2 separate regions of the Homo sapiens genome follow, and region 1 is linked to region 2. A link is a loop called in an ENCODE intact Hi-C map of the cell type or tissue named here. Cell type or tissue: Calu3. All regions are shown on one strand. Links, peaks and the distances in the headings refer to the core of each region. The heading gives the core; the rest is flanking DNA.

Evidence for each region. Peaks named below come from ENCODE experiments on the same cell type or tissue, not always from the same donor. Only the 100,000 strongest peaks of a DNase experiment are listed, where the experiment ranks them.
Region 1: it touches region 2 in a loop (2.0-fold over the local background); 2 of 110 quality-filtered maps call a loop at or near these places.

What each region holds. Positions count from the first base shown.
Region 1 is chr5:98,636,345-98,652,673 of GRCh38, reverse strand. No RefSeq gene overlaps it. Among named protein-coding and RNA genes, the nearest start is that of RGMB-AS1, 130 kb to the left of the region's middle. In Calu3, for the core only: no CTCF peak of the experiment used is centred there; no DNase peak of the experiment used is centred there.
Region 2 is chr5:98,806,804-98,821,480 of GRCh38, reverse strand. No RefSeq gene overlaps it. Among named protein-coding and RNA genes, the nearest start is that of RGMB, 40 kb to the right of the region's middle. In Calu3, for the core only: no CTCF peak of the experiment used is centred there; a DNase peak (open chromatin) is centred at 4,670.

The DNA.
Region 1 (16,329 bases), core at 4,206-12,205, 170 kb after region 2:
TTTTGTGATGGGTGTATTCCATTTAGGTTTCTGCTCTTTGCACAATTTCTATTTCTGACAGAAAATTTGAATGTTATACCATCTGTTTAGAAACTGAATACCCACAATCCTATCAGCCACTTGCCAAGTCTTGTCAATTTTGCTTCCTAATATCTCCTAGTTCTGTTTTTTTTCTTTAGTCAACAATTCCTCAAGTTAGTTCATGTCCTTGTTGGTTTCCATCTAGCTGCTAAACCATAGTGGATATTTGCTATTTCTGTCTGTACAAAATATTTTCCTCTTTCTGCTTCTAGTACACCCACCTTCTTTTAGGTAACACTACATTTACAGGTGTTTTTGGGCTTCCCTATCACGGTACCTGATGGCCATGGAGGTGAGTACTAAGCTTGGCCAATTAGAATGTTTCATTCTTTTTTTTTTTTTTTTAAGACACGGTCTCACTCTGTCATGCAAGCTGTAATGCAGCAATGTGATAATAGCTCAGTAAAGCCTCGACCTCCTGAACTCAAGGGATCCTCCTTCTTCAGCCTCTTGAGTAGACAGGACTATAGGCATGATGTGCCACCACACCCAGCACCTGGCTGTTTTTTTTTTTTTTTTTTTTTTTTTTTGTAGAGACAGGGACTCATTATGTTGCCCTGGCTGGTCTCAAACTCCTGGCTTCAAATGATTCTCCCACCTTGGCCTCTCAAAGTGCTAGGATTATAGGTGTGAGTCATGTCCAGGTCATCTCTCTTTTTAACCCACGTTTTTCAAGCTCAAAGGACATGATTCTGAGAGTGCCAAGTTTCTCACCACATACGGGAACCTGACAGGGTGATGGTATGTTTTGAGCCTATTTATCCCATCTAGCTTCTGATTTGAGCTCATTCAATTGAAAAGCATCCAGTAAATGAACTTAGTTTCTTGCCCTGTCACTGGCCATGCCGACATACCTCACTCTGGCTTAACTTTCTTTATGCTTTCTACCCGTTAATTCATCCTCCATATTGCTTGCCAAGTGAAGAATCTAAAATGAAAATTTGCTCAAGTCACTGCTTGTTTAATTCTCCAATAATTTCCCTCAGTTTCTGGTAGTGCAATTCAGTTCAAACTCCTTGGTTTATTATATAAGACTGATGTTTCTACTTCCTTACCTGACCTCCCCACTCCCTGCTCTCTTTCCTTGCTCCGCAATCCAATTTTTCAAATGTATCAAGTTTTATACCTCCATACCATTTTATATGTTGCTATCATTGTCTGGAGAACCTATCTCTCTTTTTGATGTAGTTACTTGGTTCTTATCTTTCAAGTATCAAGGCATCCAGGAAATCTTTCTTCAATCCAAACAATGATCATATTAATTTGTAGTTACTGTTTTACTTGTCCGTTTTCCCTAGCAAAGTCTGAACTTTAGGAAGGCATATGGAATGGCTTATTTGTCTTTATGTATTCTGTGCCTATCACAATGCCCAGCATATAATAAGTGCTCTCAGTAAATGTTGCTTGAATGAATTAATGGGATTACTCCAACATGGAACCTTCTTGGATTTAGCTTTCTTACTCTCCTTGATTTGCACTAATTCCCTACAATGTATGCCAACTGTCAATCTTCTTTCTTATATCTTTGATAGCATGCCTTGATTATGAGCAGAGTCTTTGTTGAAATATATAAACCTTAACTGTATTGGGGCAAATTCTTAGGCAATTTAGTTAAGATATTAACTTCCAAAAAGAGAATTCAAAATGGAAACTGCATAAAGCAACATATAAAAACTTCTCTCCTTTTCCCCTTGAGAAAAATGTTTCTTAGTTTTTGAAAGATTTGGACAAAATAGGGTCCAAAGTCTACTTATGTCATAAATTTTTCCTTCCTGAAAAAATGATTTGACTTTGAAGTATACCAAAGTATTGTGATGATAATGGATCTTTCTGTATATAATTAAGTCAGATGTTATAGCAGAAGTTTATTGACGAGAGGCATAGATGTTGTAAAAGTTCTGATTCAGTTTTCTCACAAAGCTGACGCAAGTGATTTTTTTTTTGTTTGTTTTTTGACCAAGTCTTGCTCGGTCACCCAAGCTGGAATGCAGTGGCATGATCTCAGTTCACTGCAACCTCTGCCTCCTGGGCTCAAGCGATTCTCCTGCCTCAGCCTCCTGAGTAGCTGGGATTATAGGCATGCACCACCATGCCTGCTATTTTTGTATTTTTATTAGATATGTTGGTTTCACCATATTGGCCAGGGTGGTCTTGAATTCCTGACCTCAAGTGATTTGCCCGCCTCTACCTCCCAAATTGCTGGGATTACAGGCGTGAGCCACTGTGCCCAGTTCCGAGTAAAAAATTTGATGGTGAAAATAGAGACAAGAAAAAATATGAAAAAATTACTCATTTTTTTGTTTTTTAGTTTGGCATGATTAACTTTATTAAAGAGATGTATTTCTTCAAGGATAACTGATTCAAATTATTTAATATTAGCTTTTTTAAAATAAACATGTAATAATCTGCCCTTGTGACATTTGACCTCTTGACAGAAGAGATATCTAAAGTCTTTCATTAAAGAGAAGTGTCTGAAAGTGACTCTGGTCAAGATTCTCTGTGTTCAATTTTAGCTAAATTTCAATGTGTGTTTGTGATTGAGTCCGTGTGTGTGCGTGTGTGTGTATGTGAGTGTGTATGCATGAGTACATGTGTGCTAAGGGAAGGGAAATTTTTCCCCAAAGATGAGAACACGTGTGCTCAGAATCTTCCTGTAACAATCCTTTAAATTTACTAGCTTCCTCTGGATATATTTATTTTTTCCTAAGTCTTGGTCCCATGGAACTGTCTTATAATCTATAACTTGCAGTGGTAAGAATCCTTTTTGTTTAGGCACAATGTTCAGTTTATCTGTAATTTCTTTTCTAGGTTCCAGCTGAATCCTGAGCTGCCAAAGTTTCTTACAAACATTCTCTCATATTGCCTTTTTTATATTTTGGGTATGTAATATCTTAATCCACTATTTCAAGGTAACTGTTCTCCCATTCTTTTTCCTTTTTCCTTCAATTAGCCTTAAAATTTGATTAAACTATCTTCTCAAAGTTCCAAGTTTTTTTATATATATATATTTTTATTATACTTTAAGTTTTAGGGTACATATGCACAACGTGCAGGTTAGTTACATATGTATACATGTGCCATGTTGGTGTGCTGCACCCATCAACTCATCTTTTTTTTTTTTCAGAATGTCATTCTTCAGGACATGTAATCAGAACCCCTACCTTCATCTGGAATTATCTCTGCAAACCATCACTTCTTTCTATCTCACTAATCTCTCAATCACTCATTCTCTAATACCTCCACTTACCAGTCCTTTATTAATATCTCTACAACTTACTTATGGTTCAATTTCTCTGTTTCAGTGCAGACTGGAGAAGGCTTTCGTATTTCTGGTTGTATTTACCTCATAAGAATAAAATCTACCCATTTATTTTAACATTGGAAAGAGCAAGCCCATAACTGACAATTTTGAAAAAGATGTTTGAATTTGTGTTTTATGTTATGAAAGATAGTAGCCCATCATCTGTGCCCTGTAAAAATTATCTACATCTTGTATGTAGAAAACAAAGGATAAGAAATACTTTCCTTTATCCCTCACGAACGTATTTCCAGTGTTAACAAGAACGCCCAGACTAACATGCAGAATGGAGCCCTTCTACTCTATTTGACACTTTGTTGGCTTTTAGAACCAAAGTGTCTTCATCCAAAGAGAATGTCTATATTTCATCACATGCAATCCCCTATTTAATTAGACTAGCTCTTTAAAAACTTTTTTTTCTAAATAACATTCTTCCTTTGTGTTTTGACATTATAAATCAGAACAACTGTGTTCTTAGTTCTTCCTGCTGTTCAAAGGGGCAGTAAGTAGCAAGCTGTCCTCAAGGACTAGTTAGGACAGACAAAAGCATCATCTTATATCTATCATAGCCCAAGCATGATCCTGAAAATTGTATTGCAAATTAACTTTTTAAACTGATAATAAAAATGAAAATAAATTCAACAAACATTAAAGTTATTAAAATAATAGTTACTTTGAAATTTTATGTAATATTATATGTTGGTGGGTAGTTGTTATGGAAGTTTAGCATTCAAGGATTTCTCCCTGTTTTGGGAAGCGAGTATGATTAGATTCAAATTAGATTCAAGCCAAATTTAGTTAGGAATATTTTCATAAAGGCATTGTATTTCCCTGTTCTTATGTTCTTAGAATAGGGAAGGTAGCCATTAAAATGAGAACATTAGCTTCATTTTAAGTAGTAACTGTAATTAATATTTATTAAACACTCATAGTATATGAGGTCTATTATACTTCTTGCAGTTAGTAACAGGCACCATTAAGAAAACTGTTCATTAAGATTATCAGGTCTAAGCTGTTAACAATGATGCACAAAAAATTATCCTTATTATTTTAGCCAGTGGGTAATTTGTCTATCTGTGATAATTTGGTTTCTAAATTCAGAAACTATGTCACTAATGGAGAAGAGTAGATAAAAGTAAATGATATTCCTTCCAGTATGAAATTTCTCTTTACAATTTCTAATGTTCGTTGGGATATAAATTTCAACTGAATTTACTCTGCCCAGATTTTTTGAATAAATTTATGCAACCAATCAAGATAATGTTTGTTGCAGGAAACAGTGTCTCTTATCTGTTCATACTACTGGCATTTCACAGATAATTTCTAACTCAGGTCGCTGGTTGCTCAGAACCAGGTGAACGACATTGGGGAGTTGGAGCAATAATTTTCATAATAAAACTGCATGAAAGGAAAATGAAGGGCCTGATTGGGCCCCAGTGTTCCTGGTTAGTGAACCTCTGGTTTAGAGGCAAAGAGTGGCAATGAGCTCATGGTGGCTTCATTGCACCAGGCAAAGCCAGGGACCTTTGGCTATCATTGCTTAGGAAAGAACATCTTCTGTGGATTTCTTTCTACAACCATCTTGTTTGGGTATATCTTAACATTCAGATGGGTTGCTTGAAAATATTTACTTTACAATTGGAAATAAAACAATTTGATTTCATGGTCCCTCTTTGGAGGTCACATTTTGATGGTGTTAGGATTTGGTAACAGTTTTACAGTTACTTCTTCACAAAATGGTAGACCGTAGCAATCTCTCTCAGGGTAGTCCACGTGAGGAGGTGTTGGCCACAGCAGACAAAGCCATAGGCCCAGGATGACCTTGCAAGTTAGTCCCTGTTCCTGCTTCCTGCAGGAACACCTTCAAAGTCACCTTTTTATTTGTCTTTTAGGTCAATTCATATTTCCTGGGATTCTGTGTTCTGGGGCTGTTTTGTCTACCTTATCTTTACTACTTACCCTCGGCTTGACTACCATATTGTTTTCAGAGGAAGAAAAGACCTAAGCAATCATTATTCTGAAATTCCTTCTGGAATAGTCATTTCTTGTACTTTCTTATGCTTATTATTCAAATATGAGTTATATGAGGACATTGAGAATGCACATGGCCTTCAGATTTAAAGTGAAAGCTTATTCATTATAAGTCATTGTAGATGTTATAGTATTAAAAGTGCCATTTTGGGGGGGTGGGGTGATACATGCTGCATATACATGTTTTTCAAAGGAGATGTGCCTTAGCATGTGCCTTCCATGACTACTTATTCCAGTTCTAGCACATTGCCTCCTCCATACCCACTTGTCCAAATGCAGGTACTTGGTCTTTAGCTCCCCTGAGTAGGAAGATTTCTATATTGAGACAGACAAGGTTGTCCCCAACATAAAGATCAGAGACAGAGAGCCAGGAATTTCACTGTCCCTCAAGTTTTACTCTCCTTGGATTCCTGTCTTATTTCTTAATTTTTGAATAGTGTTTATTTCTTAATTATAATGATAATGTACTTTCACAATCACAGCAAAATAATCAAAATCAAGAAATTACAATATTACCATGAAATCTATAGACTATTTTAAAATTTGTTTAGTTGTTCCAATAATGTTCTTTTTGATCTCAGGATCCAATTCAAGATCATGCATTGTATTTAGTTGTCATGTCCTTGGCCTCTTTCAATAAGAAATAGTTTCTCAGTCTTTTATTAACTTTTAAAATCTTCGCATTTTTGAAGAGCATAGATCAATTACTTTGTAGAATGTCTATTTAGATTTGTCTGATGATTCCTCATGATTTATAAATTTTTGGCAGGAATGCCCCAGAAGTGATGCCATGCTCTCCTCAGTGAATCACATCACATATGTCAACTCTCCCATTAATGGTGCTGTTAACTCTGATTAACTTGGTGAAGATGAGGTTTATGAAGGCTCTCCAGTGAAAATTTAATTAACAAGTATGTTGTACTTATGAATTCATAAGAATATTTTGAGGAGATGCATTGAGACTATGTAATGTTGTATTCCTCATTACAATTTCACCGGTCAGTTTTAGCACCAAGGATGATTCTTGTCTGAGTCAATTATTACTATTGTGGTTCCCAAATTGTAGTTTTCTAATCTGATTATTCCTTGGCAATCTACTGTTTTTTTTTCTTTACAAATATTGTTTATTTTAATGAAGCTGGTACAATGTCTCCATTTAAAACCCATATCCCAGGCCAAAAAGTACAAATAAAAAACAGCAGTGTTCTGTTGTATTCATTTCTGCATGTATAGCTTTATTAATTGATAATGAAAATTAGTACTTTTCTGGGATCTTGTGACAAGACTTAAAAAAAATCTTAAAATGCCTTTTCTTCAGTGAAGCCATCTTTGGAGTAGTCATTACTCTCACCTTATCTGTCATCTTGACTTCAACCTGATATTCTTCTTCTTTTGGTCCAGACTCTCAAATTTTAAAAGTAGCTTCAAGTTAAGGAAAGGACATTTTTCCACAGTTCATTTCTCTGAAAAACTTCCATCTCCCACTGAAAGTCACAGTCCAGGCATGAAGCAATCACATGTTAGAACATCAGGGCCAATTGGAAAGTCATTATGAACACTTGCATTGGTCAATCTTATTTATCACCACAAGCCTGAAAATGCAATGTCCTGAAAAAGATGGCCTTTCTGTGCACACATAATTTTTAAAAAGGAGAGGGCACTATGAAGGGGACTGAGGCTTGATCACCAAAAATCAGCACAATGAAAACAAACAATAATTAATAATGAGCACTAGAACTACAATTGGCAATCTACTATAAGGTAGAGTTTTCCCTTCTTGCCAATTTACTTATTTTTATCTGTATGATTTATGGATTTTTATGCAAAGGGATATACTCCATTAATATAATTTATTTTGGATGTGCAAATTTTCCTACAGTTTGCAAGCAGGCTGGTTGCTTGTTTTATTTGACATGTCCTGATATTTTTTGAGCAATTCCTTACTTTGTAGTACAATAAGATGGCCCATTTCCATTTCATATTTTTCCATTCCTAGCTGTAACAGTCAGCTGTTTTTTCAGAGAGTCCTGGTTTCTTTTAATGAAGTATGAGATTTAGAAACCATTTTCTGAGTGCTAGGTGTGCTCATTATAATTAGTTGCATTATTGGAGGCTTTCTCTATCTATTGGAAGAGCTAAAAAATTTGTGTATGTATTCAAATACACTATCTATCTATCTATCTATCTATCTGTCTACCATCTATCTGTCTATCATGAGTTCACATTCCAATTCACCACCTTAGGCCTCTTTCTCCTTTCCCCTTGTAAAACTATTCTTCATTAATAAGAAACCTGACTCTTTTTATTCATAATATGTTTATGTATTTGTTTAACCTCTCTGTAGCTAACCAACTTCTAGTTGTATCTGCCTAAAACTGACCCACCATTAAAATGAAGGGGAAGGAAGAGGCAAGAAAAAGGAAAAAAGAATAGTTAGAAAGCTGGGTCCTGGACATGCCACATTCTCCCTCCCACCACCACTTTCCATAAAGAAGGTGGTAAAGGAGAAGGGGTAACTCTTTTGTTATGGCAGTTAGCATAGTATGTTACACATAGCAGACACTCAATATGTATTAATGGAATGAATAAAGGATATTTCTGGGGCAAAAATTAATTTTATCTGAGAATATGCCCTCCTTAAATATTTGAAATAAGGATTAATCTTCCAAACAAAATTATTTGGCATTAACTTATTTAAATAACAGGATGAGTTGGATAATCTGCTGAAGGCCTGGACTGAATCAGAGGTAGAGAAAATATCAGAATGCTAAACTGTTACCAGTTTGGTTATTAGTTTCTCTGCTTCCGTTTTTTTGTGACTACCATTTTAATATTTGCATTTGAATTTTGGGAAATATAAAAAATTTTCAATTTCAAAAATCTTCTTCAAACCTCCTTTTGAGAAAAGCTTTCCTATTTTCATCTAATTTTTGAAGAACAGAGGGTCAAAGTTAGACAGAATCCCTAGAAATCAGAATTGGTGGGCTCTAAACCATTGGTTGAGCCACTTCTGCAATGTTAAAACAGTGACAGTTTGTATTTACATGGTACTTTCTACTAGCTAATTGCTTTATTTTCAGTTTTCATAGAAATTAATTTCAAAACCTACATGAAATATATAGGGTGCTTGGATCAGTTACTGAAGGATAATAACGATTTTTCTTCACAGAAAGTCTTTAGAAAAAGTATCTTTCTTTCATTTTGAGATGGACTTTCCCGTCCTGAATCCAAGGGGCTATCTTTAGAAATTGTCTTACAGATAGATAGATTTTAAAATATTCGTTGTTAAAATGCTTTATTAATCTACAAAATTTTCAGCTGTCTTTTCTCACTTAATAGTGTCAGGCTTCAATTCCAGTGAGTATCAGAGGCTTTGAGAAGTCTAGTGCAGTTGCCAGGGGCAATAGTTTTAATTTTTATGAAACAATTTATCTTCCCCTGGACATAATTTATTTTAGCCATGGCCTAATTTCTTTGAAGACTTAGTCCCAAGTGTCTGTGATAATTTGTAAAACTTGATGAGGTAATCTGGAGTTTTCCACATGTCAGTGTAGGATTACTGCTTCTGATTTTGCAGACAGAAAACTGAGAGACATAATAAAGTGAAAGATTGCACTACAAGTCAGCAGAATGGCTAAACTAGGTCTCAGTCACTTAATTCGCTATGGCTATGTGATTAGAAGATCTCTACCTTGTTAATGTCTTTTTTCAGTCTGATTTCCATCCCCACGTGTGGTCTCTTTATTCCATACATGAAGCTTTATTTGTTTCAAAGGCATTCCTACACAGAGGAGAAGAAACACGCAGTTAGACTGATTGGTATTCTGCCTTGGGATTCATAAGGATGTTTGTTGAAGACTAATACTGTGAGCAGGGCTAATGATGTGGAATTCAAGATGAAGACTCAATTCTTGACCTATTGTTTAAAATTATATAGCTACCTGATACAAATTTGATGGTGAAAACTATTGGTCATGAGTGTTCATCTAATAGCTTTTAAAGCCAAATAATTTTGCATGGTAATCTCTTCACTAGTGACAAGAAACTCTGTGTTGCAGAGTCTTCCTTATCTGATTTTAATAACTTCTCCTCTAGTATTCTCCTAAGCCACCAGACATGTTGATTGATTTGTGAGTATTCAGAGTCAAAACTGATTTTAATGTTGATCCTGGTAAAATATTATCCAAAAAATAAAACTGACACTCCTCCTCACTTTCTTCTCAAACTATTTTAAATATTTTAAAGAGAAATAAAAATGATATCTATTTCTATTTTTAGAACATTATTTCTATCCCTGCTGCCCTCCATCATTGCTGATCACCCCAAACTGCAGGTTAACTTTGGGTTTCTTTGAATTCATGTTGCCTTTCTCTCTTAGTGTGCTCTGTGTGAATTGTAACAACCCAGTATGAACTCCCATCCTACCCCCCAATCAGTGACTCATTTAATATGCATAAACTAATAAAAGAATGGTCAAGTATAACATTTTGCATATCTGTTTGTAAGGAAAAAGATTGGAGATGCTGATTTGGAAACAGATTAGGGGAAAAAATATCCCTTTTCTTTATGCCCAGGAGCTCACATTGACCACTCTCCTGAAGGGGAAGAGATAAGACAACCTGAACACCGCTTAAGAAGTATATCTCTTAAAGGCCAGACATAGTGTTTCATGCCTGTAATTCTAGTGCTTTGGGAGGCAAGAGGATCACTTAAGGCCAAGAGTTTGAGACCATCCTTGACAACACAGCAAGACCCCATCTCTCCCAAAAAATAAATAAATAAATAAATAAATAAATAATAAAAAATAAAAAAAAAGTTACCTGGGTGTTTTGGTGCACACCTGTAGTTCCAGCTACTTGGAAGGATTGCTTGAGACTAGGAGTTTGAGGTTACAGTGAGCTATGGTCATGTCACTGCACTGTAACCTGGGCAGCAGAGTGAGACTTGTCAAAAAAAAGAAAAAAAAAGGAAAGAAAGATATCTATTAAGTAAGAGAACATTCTCACTGAAAAGAGATCTTCTATGGAGTGAGGAGATGTCTATTTGGAATGACCTGCCTGTTATCTTCACTTATTGTCTTTCAGCATTCCAAATAAATGTGGATGAATGATAATACTGTCGTCCATAGGACTCACAAAAGCATTGACTGGGTGGGGGCTTGCCCAGTAAAATCCAATTTGGTGCTCAGTTGAGTAGAGACTTGTAGCATGAAAAGCAACTTGCTAGTTTTAGGATCCATGCTAATTCTATCTGCTCTTCTCCTGATTTGACCGCTGCTGCCCTGCTGTGTTCTTGCTCTAGGCTGTGCAAAGAAACAGTTTTAGAGGAAATCATAAACATCTGATTTAATTAAAACCATTATTAACACCACTTTTCATCTCATTTCTTCAAGTGCCAAGGTATAGATTACACTTGAACAATGGTGATGTGATAAATACATAGGGAGAAAACACAATTCTTTTATGGCTTGTAAAAGATAGAGCAACACAAGAATAAGATGCCCTGTAGTAATTAAGCATTTCCTGGTAAGCAGTTTCCTTTAAAGTTGAGGTTTCCAGGGCTAGCAGCCAGGGTGGTACATTCAAGCCTTTTCACTCCAGTCAGAAAAGAAAAAAAAAAAAAAAAAAAAAAGGAGGGAAAAAAAACAATCCTAGTTCAACCATCTGATCCTATGCTGAGGTATCCAGTGCTGTTATTTAAAAGCCACAAGTCTCAGGGACTGTGTTATTTTCTGCTCCAGCTGTATAACTGGCTTTCATGTAGATACCCACATTAAATGCCAAGAAGAACCATATTAATTCTCTTCATTTGCTACTAACTCTTATACATTTACATTTAGTTTGAAGAATTCATAAAGTTTAGCCATATGCTGTTACTAATATTGGTAATCACTGGATAAAATGAATAAATTTTTGTTCACTTGTGGGTGTTTCTTGTGGCTAAATATATTCCTTGTTTTTCATGGGTAACTATCTTATTCTGGTTTGCTTGTTTTTTTTTTTTCTTTTTTCTTTTTTAGGTTTTAAAACTGAAATTTCCACACTCCAAAAATCCATTTAGTGGCAAACCAGGTTGGTTCGTAACCCTAGTTATGAATGACTTTCAATTCTACTATTTGATTCTTTCCTTTGGGAAATTTTCTTTTGAGAAATACCTCAAGTATAGTTAACACTTATTGAGCGTTTTAATATATGCTTAGTACTGTTTCAGTCCTTTAAATGAATTCACTTTTTTAATCCTTTCAAATCTCAATGCAGAGGGTTGATTTATACAGTTGCACAGGTATGTGCTGTACAACTTTAGGGAGCACCAATCACAGAGATGAGGTGGCCCTGATGAAAAAGGTAGGTATGATTATTATCCCTATTTTATAGATGACAAAAGCGAAGCATAGAAATATCAAATAACTTGCCTGTGATCAAACAGCTGTAAAGTAGTAAATGGAGTTTACCCTGGCAGTCTTCTTTGAGAGCCCACAATGGGGCTATATTTAATCACAATTGTAATAGTAATCTTTATTCACATTTGCAAGCACATTTATGTATATGATGTCTTTCTGTCTTTACTCCCTCAAAGCTGTCTTAGAATTGTTGCATTTGTGGTGCCTAACCTGGTAATTTTTCTCCAACTAAATTGCTCAAATATATCTTTCATTTTTCTTTTCTATTTTCCTATAATTACTGTTGAACAGAGTGGTGCCTAAAAATATGCATATCCTTCCTAGTTCGGTATGAAAATATTATTGTCTACAGACAACAGTGTCCAAAAGAACTTCCCACAATGATGGATATGTCCCAGAGCTGCACTGTCCAGCTCAGTTGACCCTAACCACGTGTGGCCCCTGAGCACTCGCAAAGTGTCTCGTATGATTGAAAAACTGAATTTTAAATTTTTTACAATTTTAATCAACTTTAGATTAAATTTAAATACCTGCATATGGCTAGCAGATACCATATTGGACAGCACAGTCTTTAACACATTTATTGTTTAAGCATATCTTAAAATTAATTATGAAAATTATACTAATTGATTCATAAGTTAGAAGTGCACCTGTCAGCTAGCTTCTATGGAATTAGACATAAAAGGAAAAAGAGATAAAGACTTTAATGAGGGAGAATCCATAATAAGGGAAAGGATGCTTTCATTCCTATATTACTCTTACCTAATAATGTTCCTAAGAGTGCAAAGAGGATCACAAAGTAGACTACTTTGGGGATCATAAAATTCATATTTAGAAATTTTCATGGGCACTGGACATAGGGCTTAGAGTCATTAAATTGAAGATGAATGTGAAAATCATGGCTTTTAGGAAAACCTTGCAAAAATTATCTCCAAAATATCAATTAGCCTTGGGTATTGTCTATGTCCTTCCACCATCTATGTTTATTCACAATTTTACATATAATGTGTGGAATGTAAATGCAATTTGTTTTCTACTATTTTAATACATTTTTGACAAAAGATATAACTGAGGTTTGTACTAAAACATACTTGGGAAATTTCTGCAAAACAAAATCTACCCCGAGTAATAAATGTTTGTCCTTTGTCCTTTGACTCCTTTGAATGATTGAGTGGAACAGTTGGAGATACCTAAATAGGGGTGGTTATTAAAACAAGCTGTATAGCTAATTTCTCAATTTCAGGCCTTTTCTTGGCCTTGCCTGACTATTTTTGTTGCACATCATTAATCTTGAAAAGCATACTCACAGGGAAGCCACCTTATGGAAGCAGCCCAACAGGAGCAGGTGTGTCCGTTATTGAGCAGCCCCTGAGCACTGCTGAGGCCTTTGCTGTCGGCCACTGCTTCAGGGCTCAGCCTCTCACCAGAGCCCAGTTGCATTTACCTTGCCAGTCAAAGCTTCCCTTTGCCTCCAGGAAAAAAAGATTTTTAAAGGCCCCTGTGCTGACTACTTCCTGAATCTCAGTTTGTAGTTGAGCCACCTGCAGTCATGGATGCCTTCTTCTCTAATTTCTCTTGTTCACTTAATAGTGATGCCATCAGGTAGGGTTGGAAGATAAAATATGGGATGGTCAGTTAAGCTTGAATTTCAGATAAACAACAAATAATTTTTAAAGTTAAGTATATCCTGCATAAAATTTGAGACATACTTATACTAAAAAGTTATTTGTTGTTTATCTTAAATTCAAATTTAACTGGGCATCCTGTGTTTTGATTTGCTAAATCTGGCAATGCTACATTAGGGCCGCTTTCCAAATCTTAGCAGTGAGGAAAGAGCTCATACAACTCAAACTTTGTGGGAAGATATCACAAAATAGTGTGGTTTATCTTTCAGGAATACCAAGTATGCTTTTCTTGGAGTGACTAAGACTTTGATAACAGGAATAATCACTGAATTTGGGTCTTGGCTATGACAAAACAGTGTTGATGGAACTAATAACTTATTAACTGGCTCTGGCTGGGTGCCCCATGGAGCTTCATTTAATCACCACAGAACAACAATTTAAACTGCAGAAGAAGGTCAGTGACTAATTCAGGCTCTAGAATTCTTTTTTCTTTTTTTCTCCTATGGAGATGTGAAGAGCAGAACTAAATGAAGTAGCCTCAGTTCTGAAAGTTGCTTGCGTCCAAGAATAAGACGTGATATTATTAATAATTTGCAGGAGATTTGTTGTTATAGCTAGCTGAATCTGCAGAAATTGGAGCAATATACTTAGAGGTATCAATAGAAAAAACAGTCTCACAATGATTTACAATGCACAGTGTAGAACTGAAAAAAAGAAGAGAATGCATACATTGCTATAATAAAGTTCTTATTAAATGGAGTCGATAATATAGGCACCAATGCCTTGTTCATTAAGCTGCTTATGACAAAAGGGACAGAATCAGGAAAGCAACATGACTTTGCAGTCCACTTAGCAACTTCTGTCTCTATCAGAGGTAATTCTAAACTTCAGGCAAAGCCACAACACTCAGTCCCAAACATAGTGCTTTTTATAGCCGTCTGAATTTGTTTCATCTCCCCTTTATTCTTGGATTAGTGGCTTTAAAATGGAAATGTTGGATTCATTTCAGTTATTAGGCTGATGCAAGCATTGTAATTCTTTCTTTTGAATTCTTAAATGTGTTGATTGTACTCTGGGAATTTGATGGTTCTTTTTAAAAATACTGTGTTTGTTCCATTTTTTCTGATGTAATTGCTTTTACTATTAATTCCCAACTCAATTATATTTGAACTTTTGTAGAGGAATCAAAGAGACACAAAAGGCATTCTAAATGATAAACTTCCATTTCTTCTTTCAAAATGCAAATAAAACTAGTTTGGAAGAAATTGGAGGGAAAGAAATTGCTTTAACGTGGAACTTATTTTGAGTCTGGAAGTCTTGGTTTTTTAAAAGAAATACTCTGGTGACCAAAACAAATGGTGGTGAGTTGGTGACACAATAATTGGCAGCCTCTGGTGTCCAAGGCCATTTGCTTAAATTATTTATGTCTCAAAACTGACAGGAATTTCATAAGAGCAAATATGGCAAGTCCAGTGGGTGTCATTTATCTGCTGCAATCACACATCTAATTGGTGGCAGGTCTCATCTGCCAGAGCTGATGCCTTAAAAACCCAGGGGAAGAATTTATTTCAAGACAGTCCCACACCCATTACGGTTTGATTAGTCTTTCACCAGCTCGATTCCATTCATTGCCAAAAGAAGGTTGACACAAAGAAGAAAATTCTTCTAATGTTGTCTGCTTTAAAATAACTCAGTAACAGGTATTATTACTGAAACATCTCCTTAGACTTTGAAATGATCTTTTAACCCCCTTTTCTTAAAAAATACTCTAAAAATTACCTGAAACTAACTGAATTATGATTTTTTATTGTACAGTGGTGTCATATGTGGCTATTATAGTCTGGCAGCCTCCTAGGATGGGTTTGCAGTTATGTCTCTGGGACTCAGATGGTCCTTGATGTCTTCTCCCATCCCTCATTAACTTGATTTTCTCCCTCTGTGGTGCCTTCTGGCAAGGCTGGTAGAGATGGGATGTAGTTCCATTGTATTTGCCTTTGGAGCTGGAATAGGAAATGAGCAAAATTAAATTGCCTCAAGACAATTTATATAGTCTTCATTATGTACAGATGACTGGCTCCTTTTACTCATTTTCTTGTGAACTTTGGAGAAATGTTCACGGAATCTATGATCCTTAAAATTTATCTTATAAATTTTAAGAAATAGGTTTTTAATGCTTGAAGAGAGCAACAAACTTATAAAATATTCATTGCAGTTTGTATTTATTTATTTTTGCCTTGGGCATTACAATAAACTTTAAATCAATGACATAATACTCTTCAGACTTAAAAACACTTTATATTCCATATTTTTATATATTTTATTCATCAAAACTCTATGAAAGTAAGCTGTTCAGAGTAGCATGGTCTTTGTTCACAATTAAATTGTTAAAGTTATAATCAATTTATGCCAATTGAAAGTTTTTTCCTTTGGACATCCAGTAGGTAAAATGAATTAGTGGTTGTCAGTGTCATTTATGGTAAAAAGAGGACCTTCCCCAAATAGTTTCTGAAAAATAAATACGGTCCTATTCACAAGTAAAAGTTATGAGGAAACACATTCAACTTTTATCTCATTGGCAGGGATTTGGGAGACTAGAGAACTTAACTATAGTTCAAGGGAGTGTTAGCTCATACAAGGGACAATCTTTTTTTTAATTTATTTTTTATTTATTTTATTTTATTTTTGAGATGGAGTCACGCTCTGTCGCCTAGGCTAGAGTGCAGTGGCGTGATCTTGGCTCACTGCAAGCTCTGCCAAAGGCCAATCTTAAGAAGAAAGAATAGTCAAATGGTCCCTAGAAGAGAAACATTTAGTTTCAAAAATATTCTACTAGGGGCAAATAAATTAATAAAATACATAAGTAAGTAAGTAAGTAAAAGAGACCTGTTTGTCAT
Region 2 (14,677 bases), core at 486-8,485:
GTTTAATTAAGTCCTATCTATTTTTATTGTTGTTTCATTTGCTTTTGGGTTCTTGGTCATGAACTCTTTGCCTAAGCCAATATCTAAAAGAGTATTTCCGATGTTATCTTCTAGAATTTTTATAGTTTCAGGATATAGATTTAAGTCTTTGATCCATCTTGAGTTGATTTTTGTATAAGATGAGAGATGAGGATCCAATTTCATTCTTCCACATGTGGCTTGCCAATTATCCCAGCACCATTTGTTGAATAGGGTGTCCTTTCCTCACTTTATGTTTTTGTATGTTTTGTTGAAGATCAGTTTGCTGTAAGTACTTGACTTTATTTCTGGGTTCTCTATTCTGTTCCATTGGTCTACCTGTCTATTTTTATACCAGTGCCATGCTGTTTTGGTAACTATAACCTTGTAATATAGTTTTAAGTCAGATAATGTGATGCCTCCAGATTTGTTCTTTTTGCTTAGCCTTGCTTTGGCTATGCAAGCACTTTTTTGGCTCCATATGAATTTTAGGATTTTTTTCTAGTTCTATGAAGAATGGTTATGGTATTTTGATGGGAATTGCATTGAATTTATAGATTACTTTTGGCAATATGGTCATTTTTACAATATTATTCTACCTATCCATGAGTAGGGGATGTGTTTCCATTTGTTTGTGTCAACTATGATTTCTTTCAGCAGTGTTTTGTAGCTTTCTTTATAGAAATCTTTCACCTTCTTGGTTAGGTATATTCCAAATATTTTATTTTATTTTTTACAACCGATGTTAAAGGAGTTGAGTTCTTGATTTTATTCTCAGCTTGGTCACTGTTGGTGTATTGCAGTGCTACTGATATGTGTACATTGATTTTGCATCCTGAAACTTTACTGAATTCATTTAGTAAAGACCTAGCAGCTTTTTGGATGAGTCTTTAGGGTTTTCTAGGTATACAATCATATCATTGGTGAAGAGTGACAGTTTGACTTCATCTTTACCAATTTGGATGCTCTTTATTTCTTTCTCTTGTCTGGTTGCTTTGGCTAGGACTTCCAGTACTACGTTAAATAGAAGTGGTGTAAGTGGGGATCCTTGTCTTGTTCCAGTTCTCAGGGGGAATGCTTTTAACTTTTCCTGGTTCAGTATAATGTTGGCTGTGGGTTTGTCATAGATGGATTTTATTATCTTAAGGTATGTCCCTTCTATGCTGATTTTGCTGAGGGTTTTAATCATAAAGCGATGCTGGATTTTGTCAAATGCTTTTTCTGCATCTATTGAGATGATCGTGTGATTTTTGTTTTTAATTCTATTTATGTGGTGTATCACATTTATTGACTTGCGGATGTTAAGCCATCCCTGTGTCCCTCGTATGAAACCTACTTGATCATGGTGGATTATCTTTTTGATATGCTGTTGGATTCGGTTAGCTAGAATTTTGTTGAGGATTTTTGCCTGTATATTCATCAAGGATATTGTTCAGTAGTTTTGTTTTTGTCTGTTTGTTCTTGTTATGTCCTTTCCTGGTTTTGGTATTTTGGTAATCCCAGCTGTATAGGATGATTTAGGGCGGATTCCCTTTACCTTTTGGAATACTTTCAGCAAGATTGACACTATCTTCTTTGAATGTCTGATTGAATTCAGCTGTAAATCCATCTTGTCCTGGACTTATTTTTTGTTGGTAAATTTTTAATTACTGTTTCCATGTTGCTACTTGTTATTGGTCTGTTCAGGGTTTCTATTTCTTCCTTAATCTAGGAGGGTTGTATATTTCCAGGAATTTAACCATCTCCTCTAGGTTTTCTAGTTTGTGCATGTGAAGATGTTCATAGTAGACTTGAATGATCTTTTGTATTAATATTTCTGTGGTATTTTTGGTAATATCTCCTGTTTTGTTTCTAATTGAGCTTATTTGGATCTTTTCTTGGTTAATCTCACTAATGATCTATTGATTTTGTTTATCTTTTCAAAGAACCAGCTTTTTGTTTCATTTATCTTTTGTATTTTTTTGTTGTTGTTTCAATTTCATTTAGTTCTGCTCTGATCTTTGTTATTTCTTTTCTTCTGTTGGGTTTGGGTTTGGTTTGTTCTTGTTTCTCTAGTTCCTTGAGGTGTGACCTTAGATTGTCTATTTGTGCTATTTCAGATTGTCTATTTATGCTATTTCAGACTTTTTATGTAGGCGTGTAATGCTATAAACTTTTCTCTTAGCACCACCTTTGCTGTATCTCAGAAGTGTTGATAGTTGTGTCACAATTATCCTTCAGTTCAAATAATTTTTTTTAAATTTCCATCTTGATTTCATTGTTGACCAAAAAATCATTCAGAAGCAGATTATTTAATTTCCATGTATTTGTATAGTTTTGAGAATTCCTTTTGTAGTTAATTTCCTATTTTATTTCACTGTGGTTTGAGAGAGTACTTGATATAATCTTGGTTTTCTTAAATTTATTGAGACTTGTTTCGTGGCCTATCATATGGCCTCTCTTGGAGAATGTCCCATGTGCTCATGAAAAGAATGTTCTGCAGCTGATGGGTAGGATGTTCTGTAAACATATGTTAAGTCCATGTTTTCTAGAATGCAGTTTAAGTCAATTTTTTGTTGTTGACATTCTGTCTTGATGACCTGTCTAGTGCTGTCAGTGGGGTATTGAAGTCCCCTACTATTATTGTGTTGCTATCTATCTCGTTTCTTAGGTCTAGTAGTAATCATTTTATAAATTTGGGAGCTCAGTGTTAGGTGCATATATATTTAGTATTGTAATATTTTCCTGTTGAACTAATCCCTCTTTGTCTTTTTAAATTGCTGTTGCGTTAAAGTCTGTTTTGTCTGATGTAAGAACAGCTACTCCTGCTCAATTTTGGTTTTCATTTGCATGGAATATCTTTTTCCACCCATTTACCTTAAGTTTATGTGAGTCCTTATGTGTTAGGTGAGTCTCTTAAAGACAGTAGATTCCTGGTTGGTGGATTTTTATGAATTCTGCCACTCTGTATCTTTTAAGTGGAGGATTTAGGCTATTTACCTTCAACATAAGTATTGAGATGTGAGGTACTGTTCTATTATTAGTCATGCTAGTTGTTGCCTGAATACCTTGTGTTTTTTAAATTGTATTATTGTTTTATAGGCCCTATGAGATTTATACTTTAAGGAGGTTCTATTTTGGTGTATTTTGAGGTTTTTCAAGATTTAGAAATCTTAGCATTTCTTGTGGTGCTGGCTTCGTAGTGAGTTCTCTCAGCATTTGTTTGTCTGAAAAAGATTATTTCTCCTTCATTTATGAAGGAGATTATGTATCCAGTTTCACTGGATACAAAATTATTGGCTGATAATTACTTTGCTTAAGGAAGCTAAAGATGGGCCCTAATCTCTTCTGGATGGTAGGATTTCTGCTGAGAAGTTTGCTGCTAATCTGATAGATTTTCCTTTATAGGTTACCTGATGCTTTTGCCTCATAGCTCTTAAGATTCTTTCCTTCATCTTGACTTTAGTTAACCTGATGACTATGTGCCTAGGTGATGATATTTTTGTAATGAATTTCCCAGGTGTTCTTTGAGCTTCTTGTGTTTAAATGTCTAGATCTCTAGCAAGGCCAGGGAAGTGTTCCTCCATTATTCTCTCAAATAAGTTTTCCAAACTTTTAGATTTCTCTTCCTCCTCAGCAATACCAATTGTTTGGTCATTGAACATATATTAAACAATTATATTTGGTCACTGAACATATATTGAACAGTTATATTTGGTCATCGAACACAATCCCACATTTCTTGGAGGCTTTATTTATTTTTTAAAAATTCTTTTTTCTTTGTTTTTGTTGAATTAAATTAATTTGAAAGCCTTGTCTTTGAGCCCTGAATTTCCTTCTTCTACTTGTTCTAGTCTATTGTTGAAGCTTTCCAGTGTATTTTGTATTAGGCTGGTGCAAAAGTAATTGTGTTTTTGCCACAATACTACAGTAATATTTCTCTAAGTGTGTCTTTTATTTCCAGCAGTTATAGTTGTTTTTTCTTTATCATATCTATTTCTCTGGAGACTTTTTCATCTATATCCTGTATTGTTGTTTTAATTTCTTTAGATTGGTTTTCACTTTTCTCTGGTACCTCCTTGAGTAGATTAATAATAAACTTTCTGAATTCTTTATCTGGCAATTTAAAGATTTTTTCTTGGTTTGGATCCATGGCTGGAGAGCTAGTATGATCTTTTGGGGGTGTTATAGAACTTTGTTTTGTCTTATTACCAGAATTACTTTTCTGGTTCCTTTTTATTTGGGTAGACTATTTCAGTGGAAAAATCTGGAACTCAAGGGCTGCTGTTCAGATTCTTTTGTCCCATGGAGTGATCCCAGGTGGCTTTTGACCTAGCCACCCAGCAGGGATACCAGATGCTGGGCTGGTGCTACGGAATGTCTGCAAATGTTGTGTGATGTGGTCAGTCTTCAGGTCTCCCAGCTGTGGCTACCAGCACCTACTCTGGTGGAGGTGGCAGGGCAGTGAAGTGGACTCTGTGAGTCCGTGGTTGTAATTTTGTTTAGTGTGGTGGTTGTCTCAAATACTGCTTATGCTAGCACTGAAGTCATCACGTGGAAAGACTCAGGACCTCTCGTTAATCAGGATGTTGCAGCACTGGAATTAGCTGTTTTCTCCTTCTTTGGAGCAGGGTTGTTCTCTTATGGAGTTACTGTAATGGGCTGAGTTGGTTGGCCTCCAGCCAAAAGGTGGTGCTTTCAAGAGAGCACCAGCTGTGGTAGTAGAAGGGGTAGATAAGCTTGCCCTAAGTTGGCCAGAGTAAATATTTAACTTTCTCAGGCGACAGTCCGGGCCATCTAGGTAAGAATAGTTAATTGTGATATTCTAATTTTATAATAAATTTGTTCCATCCCAGCTCAGATACCTTTATACTTTTGGCACAAATTGTAGCCAAAAAGATCCCAGATTGAGCATAACTGATCTTTGAGAAAAATCTGTATTTATGAGAGGGTGTGTGTAGGGGGATGTGTTATTTAAATTTGATTTATGTCTTTTGTGAATTTTGGAAAATATTCAGCCATTATCTCTTGGAATATACTAAGTATATTAGTCTGTTCTCATGCTGCTAATAAAGACATACCTGAGACTGGGTAATTTATAAAGGAAAGAGGTTTGATTGACTCACAGTTCCACATGGTTGGGGAGGCTTCACAATCTTACATGGCGGCAGGAAAGAGAACATGTGCAGGGGAACTCCCTTTTATAGAACAGCATGGGAAAGACCCACACCCATGATTCAATGACATCCTACCAGGTCCCTCCCATGACATGGGGGAATTATGGGAGCTACAATTCAAGATGAAATTTGGGTGGGGACACAGCCAAACCATATCACTCAGCTTCCATTTTCCCTAATATTTCCTTCTGGAGCTCTTATTACTATGTGATGGACCTAAAATTCTATTTTCCATGTCTCTTAAACATTCTTAATTTTTTTACTACAATCTATTTCAAGCATAAGATAGATAAATTATAGAAAACAATATAACCCGCACCAGTAGGACATCTTTGTCAAACTATAGCATTTTGCTATAAATGTTTATTATACATATTTTTGAGAAATATAGATACAATTATATATAGATAAGCATATATGGATATAAAGATGTTTTTGAGAAATTATACATATAATTAAAATATCCTGGGTACTATCTCTGGATCTATTGTTCTTCCTGCTTCTCTCAAATTAACAATGATTCATGATTTTATATTTTTAGTGCATAAATATATCTTAAAATTTTATATCCAAGCTAAGCATTTTGATATAATCAGATATATCAATGTTTTCTTCATGTCATTTGCTTCTTCTGTTTTTGGTATATTGTTTAAGAAATTCTTACTCAATTTAAGGTTCATATATAAACAAATATATCTATATTTTCTTCTAACATCTAAAAGTGTTTTTCTTTTGACATTTATGTCTTTAAACCATCTGGAGTTTATATTCATGTAGGGTGAGGTAAAGATACATTTTTTTTGAAGATGAATAAACAATAGTTCAAGTGCAATTTATTAAATACGTTATTCTTTTCCCATTGATTTGAATTGTCAATTCCATTGTATGTCATTTCTATATATATGCTGGGGTCAACTGCTGGTTTCTGTTTCACTAGATTGTATTTCTAATTCTGAGGCAGTATAACATTACTTTAATTGTTATGTGTTATGTAAGTTATTCATTCCTAGTAAGACATGTTGTTTGGACATATTATTCTTCAAAAGTATTCTGCTTTCTCCCCAGTATAACAAAAGGCGTTTACTTTTTTATGGTTTTAAAAACCTTCAATAAAGTGTAATAGGTATATAAATTTGATTAAATATCAGTTGGTAGTTTGGTCATTTATATGTCATCAGAAAAAATACAATCATTTATTGAATACCATAATTCTGCACAGTTTCATAAAAACTGATTGATTTTACACGAACAGTCGCTATGCCTGAAGTCCTCTAGAGCTGTATGTTGCTATAGACAAGTATTCTAACAGATAATGTACTGGGACTGGTGGCAGTGGATCAATTTTCCAATAAAGTTTGTTTATCATATATTCATCATTGGACTTAATCACACTTTTCTTTTTTGGCTGCTTGTGCAAAATCATTACATGTTTAGATTTATTTGCTTTTGCACATACAGATCTGCATTTTACATTCACACTAGAGCACTTCTCCCTATTCATACTTCCAACTTTATTTTGGGTCACGGTATTTATATTGCCATTTTTATCACTTCTTTTAATGTTTAATGAGCTACTTTTTTTAAATAATTTTTTTAGTATTTATTGATCATTCTTGGGTGTTTCTCGGAGAGGGGGATGTGGCAGGGTCATAGGACAATAGTGGCGGGAAGGTCAGCAGATAAACATGTGAACAGAGGTCTCTGGTTTTCCTAGGCAGAGGGCCCTGCCGCCTTCCGCGGTGTTTGTGTCCCTGGGTACTTGAGATTAGGGAGTGGTGATGACTCTTAACGAGTATGCTGCCTTCAAGCATCTGTTTAACTAATGAGCTACTTTTGATAGATGGGTATATTTTCTTTGAATTAGAATGATAGCAATGAAACATGCAAATGTAACAAATTATTTAAGTGATAATATTCAATTAACTTGAAAACACTGTGAGCCCAAGAGACAATATTTCAGTTTAGTTGAATGTTAAGCAAGAGTTTCTTATTAATACAGTACAAACTCTTAAAGCCTATAAATTATTAGAACAGAATAAGATTTCAGCAAAACTTATAGTTAATCTTACATTTCAAATTTACAAAATATGTATAAATAATTGTTGTAAGTTTAAAAAACTTTTTAATTGCTAAACAGACAGATGGTCCTTCATGGACCATGAGGGACAGAGTCTGAGGTCAGCACTGTGAAAAGCCCTGTTCTTAAGCATTTGCTTCAAAAGTGCCATAGCTTTGTACTATGTATCAGAGAAGTAGAACCTTAATAATCGGAAGACATATACTTTGACAGAAGAGCTATACCAACCTCAAATGTAGTCAGAAGTAGACTCTAACATATTTTTCAATTTCACTCTGTTGCTCAGGAAATTCCCTATGATATCACACGATTCATATCCTTTCGGTGAACCACACACAGCCAGTGATCAAAGGATAGTCATTTTTATGATTTGAGAAGTTTGTGTGGATGTTTTCATAATATTTTAGAAGTTTCAAAGAAATCACATTCCTGGTTTAAAAAGGATTAAAGTGTTAAAAGGCTTACACACACACACACACACACACACACACACACACACACACAGAGCAGTTCCCATGATCCTTTACGCCTGAATTGTATTCCCCAAAAGCAATCACTTAAACCTTTAGCTTTTTTTCCCCTAGTATTTTACCTCTATATTTCTACCTATTGCTTTTTCCCAATTTATCAATTTTAAGCATTAATTTCTTTTCAGTCAACTTTTCCAGCTAGAATAAACTTGCTCTATTTATTTATTTATTTATTGTATTGAGACATGGTCTCCCCCTGTTGCCTTGGCTGGAGTGCAGTGGCACAGTCTCAGCACCACTACAACTTCTGCCTCCTGGTCTCAAGCAATATTCCCACCTAAACCTCCCAAGTATCTGGGACTACAGGCTGGAGCCACCATGCCTGGCTAATTTTTATATTTTTTGTAGAGATGGGATTTCGCCATGTTGCCCTGGCTGGTCTCGAACTCTAGGCCTCAAGTGATCCACCTGCCTTAACCTCCCAAAGTGCCGGGATTACAGGTGTGAGCCACTGCGCCTAGCCATATATTTTCTTATATTCCAAAAAGATTTTATGTAGATTAAAAGATATATAACTAATCTCTAAGTGCCTCCATTTTTAACCATAAATGGATATGATAACATAGGGTAACTATGAGAACTAAATGAATTAATATTTGCAAAGTGCTTAGAACAGTGTCTAGCATATGGTAAATTCCATATGGGTTTTTAAAAATAAAATAAACCATATAGCAAAAAGATGTAACTTCAAAATAAGTGAGAAAAATGATGCAAATAAAAAAAAAACAAAATGCAAAACACAAAATAATTCCCATGAAATCCTTTACACTAATGAGATATGGATCACAATCTTGGCTTTGAGCTTTCTGATACCAAGGCAGAATATGAATGACAATCACTTATATTGTTTGCAGAGTCTACAATTTAAAAACAAGAGCTAGTATGGTTCCTTACGTTAAGAAGAGAAAGAAATGCATCCTCAGATCCAAATATTTTCACTAAGTTTCTCATAGTGAACATAGTGTTGTTGGGCTGCATCTCATCATCCCATTCAGTCACATCATAAACAGTTCATTGAGCACATTCTAACACTGCTGAGGACCTGTGTAAGACCAGGCATTGTGTTTCAGTTCCACACCATCTTTACGGCCTGGGTTAGCTTAGGAGTAACTTTAAGAATGTCATTAGTGGCTGGACACAGTGGCTCACGCTTATAATCCCAACACTTTGTGGGCCTGAGGCAGGTATGGGTAACACAATGAGATCCATTTCTTTAAAAAACACAAAAAATTAGCCAGGGGAAGTGGTGCCTGCCTGTAGTTCCCGCTACCCGCTACTCGCTACTCTGGAGGTATAGGTGGGAGGATGGCTTGAGCCTGGAAAGCTGAGGCTGCAGTGAACTGTGGTCACACCACTGAACTCCAGCCTGGGCGACACAGTGACAACCTATCTCTAAAAAAGATTGCATAGAGTTGGTTGAATAACAAGTTGGTTTATTAAGCATGTAAGAATTGTATCTAAAATAGAAGCAAATAAGTCCTGAGAAATGGCCAGAGAGATTCTTCTTTGAGTAACATTCTGTAAGAGTATTACTTGGTTGTTCAGATAATTTTTTCATCTTCCTATTGATTCTTGGCTGTGTTCTGAATAATTGACTTTGCAAGATAACTGATCATGGAACAAATGCAATATTAATCTACACATGATACAATATTATGCTGAATAGGGTGTCAAAGGGAGAGCTTTCTTGCAAAATATTTCATGAGAAAGAGATTGCAGAATTGCTGCCGGGTGAGCCATCCTGTTATACATAATAGATCAGTTAAGGAAGAGCTCCAGGTGAATGGGGACCATATAAACCAAACTGTAGAACTGAATCATCCAAGGGTAGGAGACAGAGGTGTTGCAGGTCTGGGGCTTGGAGCTATAATGTCTTAGATATCCATTTGAAACACTGTTTGCCTGCCCTTAAAGCAAGAGTTTGGAGGTTAGTCACTGCTTCTCTTTATCAGTTTCATATTCCATGGGAGGAGTGAAGAGAAAGAACATTTTCTTCTTTCTTCCCTGAAATTTGGGCATATTGTCTCCAGTTTTCATTTAGTGATTTCATTATTACTATCAACATTTTAAGCACCTGGAGATACTTGGGAATGGGACAACAAAAGGAATGAACAATGTAATGCAATATGACCTTAAGAAGTTCATTTTCAACAGCATGAACAAGGATAACGAGGTCAATTTAGTTTTTCAAGTGGGTTGGTATAATTCAGTGAGCTTGAAAAGTGGAATGACATTCTCAAGAGAACAAGGAATGTATAGTTTGTAAAGTAAAAGCAAATCTTTGAGTTTTTTTCTGACAAAAAAAATTTACCCAATGTACTACTAACACAGTCAGAAGATAATTCATTAAGAATAGTTTTAGCGGTGGCTCGCTCCTGTAATTTATCACTGTGGGAGGCCAAAGTGCGAGGATCACTTGAGGCCAGGAGTTCAAGACCAGCCCTGCGCAACAAAATGAGACAGTATCTCTTACAAAAAGAAAGAAAGAAAGTACTTTTAGGCCAGGCATGGTGGCTCATGCCTGTAATCCCTACACTTTGGGAGGCTAAGGTAGGAAATTAATGGGGAACGGTGGTACATGTTTTTAATCCTGGTTACTCAGGAGGCTGAGGCAGGAGGATCACTTGAGTCCAGAAGTTTGAAGCTGCAGTGAGCTATGACTGCACCACTGCAGTCCAGCCTGGGTGACAGGGTGAGACCCCATCTGAAAAAACAAAACAAAACAAAAAAACCAGTAATTTAATCTTAGGAATTTTAGTTCATAATCTCTACCTGTTTGGATATATTCTTCCCACTTTAATCAGATCACCATTTGCTAGCAATTGCGCTCATTGATACTACTGCCAACTTCATGAATGAAATGGAGTATTTGAAATACTGACCCATTTATTTCTCTAAAAAACAAACCATTTCTCTTTATTTCTGAAATTTCTTCCCACACTTCCATTACCTTAGTCTCTATGAAGTTCTTACCAAATATCTAAATGCATCTCTTTCCTGTAAAAAAAAAAAATGAGCTTCAAAGTGGGTGATCATTACATTGTCTATTGGCTTGTTCAATTTACTTTAAGGTCATGCAAAAACTACATTATCCCAACTACAAATAAATTGCTTAAATTGAGGTCAGAGGTAGCCTAAGGAAGTAGCTTTCTTCATTGAGCCACCTGAGCCTACCCCCAGAATTCATTGACCCACATACCCAACACATGTTCACAATGGATTCAAAATGCCCTACAGTGAACCAGCCTCCTGCGACTTTCTTTGTAATCTTATCATCCACAGATTCCCAGAGAGCTCGGGAATCAACATGTGTGTCTATACTGATAAATGGCAGCAGGGCTTACAATGAAAATGGGAGCTAGGAAATGGGACTGAATCTTTGTTTATGGAGAACAGGAGGTACAGGGAGCACTCATCTCCATCTTACCAAAGAGTGAGGCTGGAGGAAGTTCTTACTGGAAAAAATTGCAACTGAGACCTCTTAATGTACTTTTTCTCTTCCTTCTATGGTAGAATCTGTTATTTACTATCAGGACATTTCTGGTTTTTTCTTTGTTTTTACTCAGTTCACTAAATTATTATTTTTTTAACTTAATTTTTTTGGCTGAGAGTGATGGTTCATACCTGTAATCCTAGTACTTTGGGAGGCCAAGGTGGGAGGATCACAGGAAGCCAGGAGTTCAAGATCAGCCTGGGCAACAGAGCAAGATCCCACCTCTACAAAAAATTACAAAAATTAGCCAGGCATGGTGGCAGTGTCTGTAGTCCTAGCTACTCAAGAGGCTTGAAGCAGGAGGAATGCTTGAGCCCAGGAGTTCAAGCCTGCAGTGAGCTATGACTGTGCCACTGCACTCCAGCCTGGGTGACAGAGTCAGACCCTGTGTCTACACATACATACATACATACACATATAACATATATATATATACACACACACATACATATATATATTTACTGAATAACATTAAAAAATTAACACATAGTAATTATAATTAGCGTATTTATAATCTTATTTGCATTTATCATTTCTTTCTATTGGGGACATTCAGTTTTCTCTTTCTGTTTTGTTTTGTTTTTAAACAGAGTCTCCCGCTGTCACCCAGGCTAAAGTGCAATGGTCAGAACTCACTGCAGCCTGGACCTCTTGAGCTCAAGCAATCTTCCTGCCACAGCTGTCAAGTGGTAGCTGGGACCACAGGTGTGCACTACCACGACCACTAATTAAAAAAAAAAAATAGTAGAGATGAGGTCTTTCTATGTTGCTCAGGCTGGTTTTGAACTCATAGGCTCAAGGAATCTTCCCACCTCAGCCTCCCAAAGTGCCAGGATTACAGGCATGAGCCACTGCACGTGGCCAATATCCTCTTTCTAGCTCTTTGAAACTATGTAACATATTATTATTAACTATAGTCATCCTCCAGTGGTATAGAACACTAGAACTTATTCCTCCTATCTAGGTGTAATTTTGTATCGTTTAACAAATCTTTCCTTATTTCCCTCTTAGCTCTCCTCCTTTCCAGCCTCTAGTATACTCTGTTCTATTTTTTACTTCTGTGATATCCACTTTTTTTAGATTCCACATAAGAATGAGAACATGTGGAGTTTAACTTTCTGTTCTTGGCTCATTTCACTTAACACAATATCCTCCAGTTCCATTCATGTTGCTGTGAATCACAGAATTTCATTCTTTTTTATGGCTGAATGGTATTCCACTGTGTATATATACCATATTTTCTTTATCCATGCATCTGTTGTTGTACAACTAGGTTGATTTAATATCTTGGCTAATATGAATAGTGTGGCAATTAAACATGGGGGTGCAGAGGTCTCTTTGATATACTGATTTATTTTCCTCTGGATAAATGCCCATAATGGGATTGCTGAATTATGTGGTAGCTCTATTTGTAGTTTTGTTTTTTTTTTTTAAACATTCGCACTCTTCTCCATAGTGGCTGCACTAGTTTACTTTCTCAAAACAGTGTATGAGTTCCCATTGCTCCACATCCTTGCCACCATGTTATTTTTTGTCTTTTTGATCATAGCCATGCTAACTCTGGTGAGATAATATACTATTGTAGTTTGATTTGCATTCTCCTGATGATTAGTGATGTCAAGCACTTCTTCATGTATTTATTGACTGTTTGCCTTCTTTTGAGAAATGTCTGTTCAGATCATTTGCCAAGTTTTTAATCGGATTTTTTTTTTTTTTGGCTATTGAGATGTTTGAGTTCCTTGTGTATTTTGGATGTTAAGCCCCTTTCTCATTTGTTTATTTTTGTTTATGTTGCTTATGCTTTTGAGGTCTTATACATAAAATCTTTTTACAGACCAGTGTCCTGAAGCATTTCCCCTGTTTTCGTCTAGTAGTTTTATAGTTTTGGGTCTTACATTCAGGTCTTGGATCCACTTGAGTTGATTTTTTTAATAGGTGACAGGTAGTTCCATTCTTCTGCATATGGATATCTAGTTTTCCCAGCACCATTTATTGAAGAGATTGTCCTTTACCCTATGAGTATTCTGGGTGCCTTGTGAAAAATCATTTGGCTGTAAATGTGTAGATTAATTTCTGAGTTCACTATTCTGTTCCATTGGTCTATGTATCTGTTTTTATGACAGCACTGTGCTGGTTTTGCTACTACAGCTTTGTAGTATATTTTGAAGTCTGGTAGTGTGATGTCAGCAGCTTTGTTCTTTTTTGCTTAGGATTGCTTTTTTTGTGGTTCCCTACCAATTTTAAGGTTTTTTTCCTATTTCTGTGAAGAATATCATTGGTAGTTTTGATATTAATTGCATTGAATCTGTAGATTGCTTTTGGTAGTATGGTCATTTTTACAATATTAATTCTTTCAATCCATGAACATGGATGCAAATGTCTTTTCATTTTTTTTGACCTCTTCAATTTCCTTCATCAGTGTTTTATAGTTTTCCTTGTAGAGATCTTTCACGTCCTTGGTTAAACTTATTCCTTTGTTGTTGTTGTTTTTGTTTTTATTATTGTTAAATTTATTCCTAATCATTGTATTTTCTTTGTAGCATTTGTAAATAGGATTGCCTTCTTGATTTTTTTTAGCTAGTTCACTATTTGTGTATAGATATGTTACTGATTTTTTTTTGTTTTTTTTTTTTGAGATGGAGTTTCACTCTTGTTGCCCAGGCTGGAGTGCAATGGCATAATCTTGGCTCACTGCAACCTCTGCCTCCCGGGTTCAAGTGATTCTCCTGCCTCAGCCTCCTGAGTAGCTGGGATTACAGGCATGTGCCACCACACCTGGCTAATTTTGTATTTTTAGTAGGGATGGGGTTTCTCCACATTGGTGAGGCAGGTCTTGAACTCCCAACCTCAGGTGATCAGCCTGCCTTGGCCTCCCAGAGTGCTGGGATTACAGGCATGAGCCACCATGCCTGGCCCTGTTACTGATTTTTGTATGTTGATTTTCTACCCTGAAACTTTACAGAATTTGTTTACCAGTTCTAAGGGTATTTTTTGATAGTCTTTAGGGTTTCCTATGTATAAGATCATGTCATCTGCAAATGGACAATTTGTCTTCCTCTTTTCCAACTTGTATGCCCCTCATTTATTTCTCTTGCCTTATTGCTTTGGCTACAACTTCCAGTACTATGTTGAATAAGAGTAGTGAGAGTGGGCCTTGTCTTGTTCCAGTTCTTAGAGAAAGCTTTTTCCTGTTCAATATGATGTTAGATGTGGGTCTGTCATATATGGCCTTTATTGTGTTGTTACACTTTCCTTCTATACCTGATTTATTAGGAATTTTTATCATAAAGGGATATTGAATTTTAGCAAATGCTTTTTCTGCATCTATTGAGATGATCATATGGTTTATATCCTTTATTCTGCTGATGATGTGATGTATCACATTTATTATTTGCATATGTTG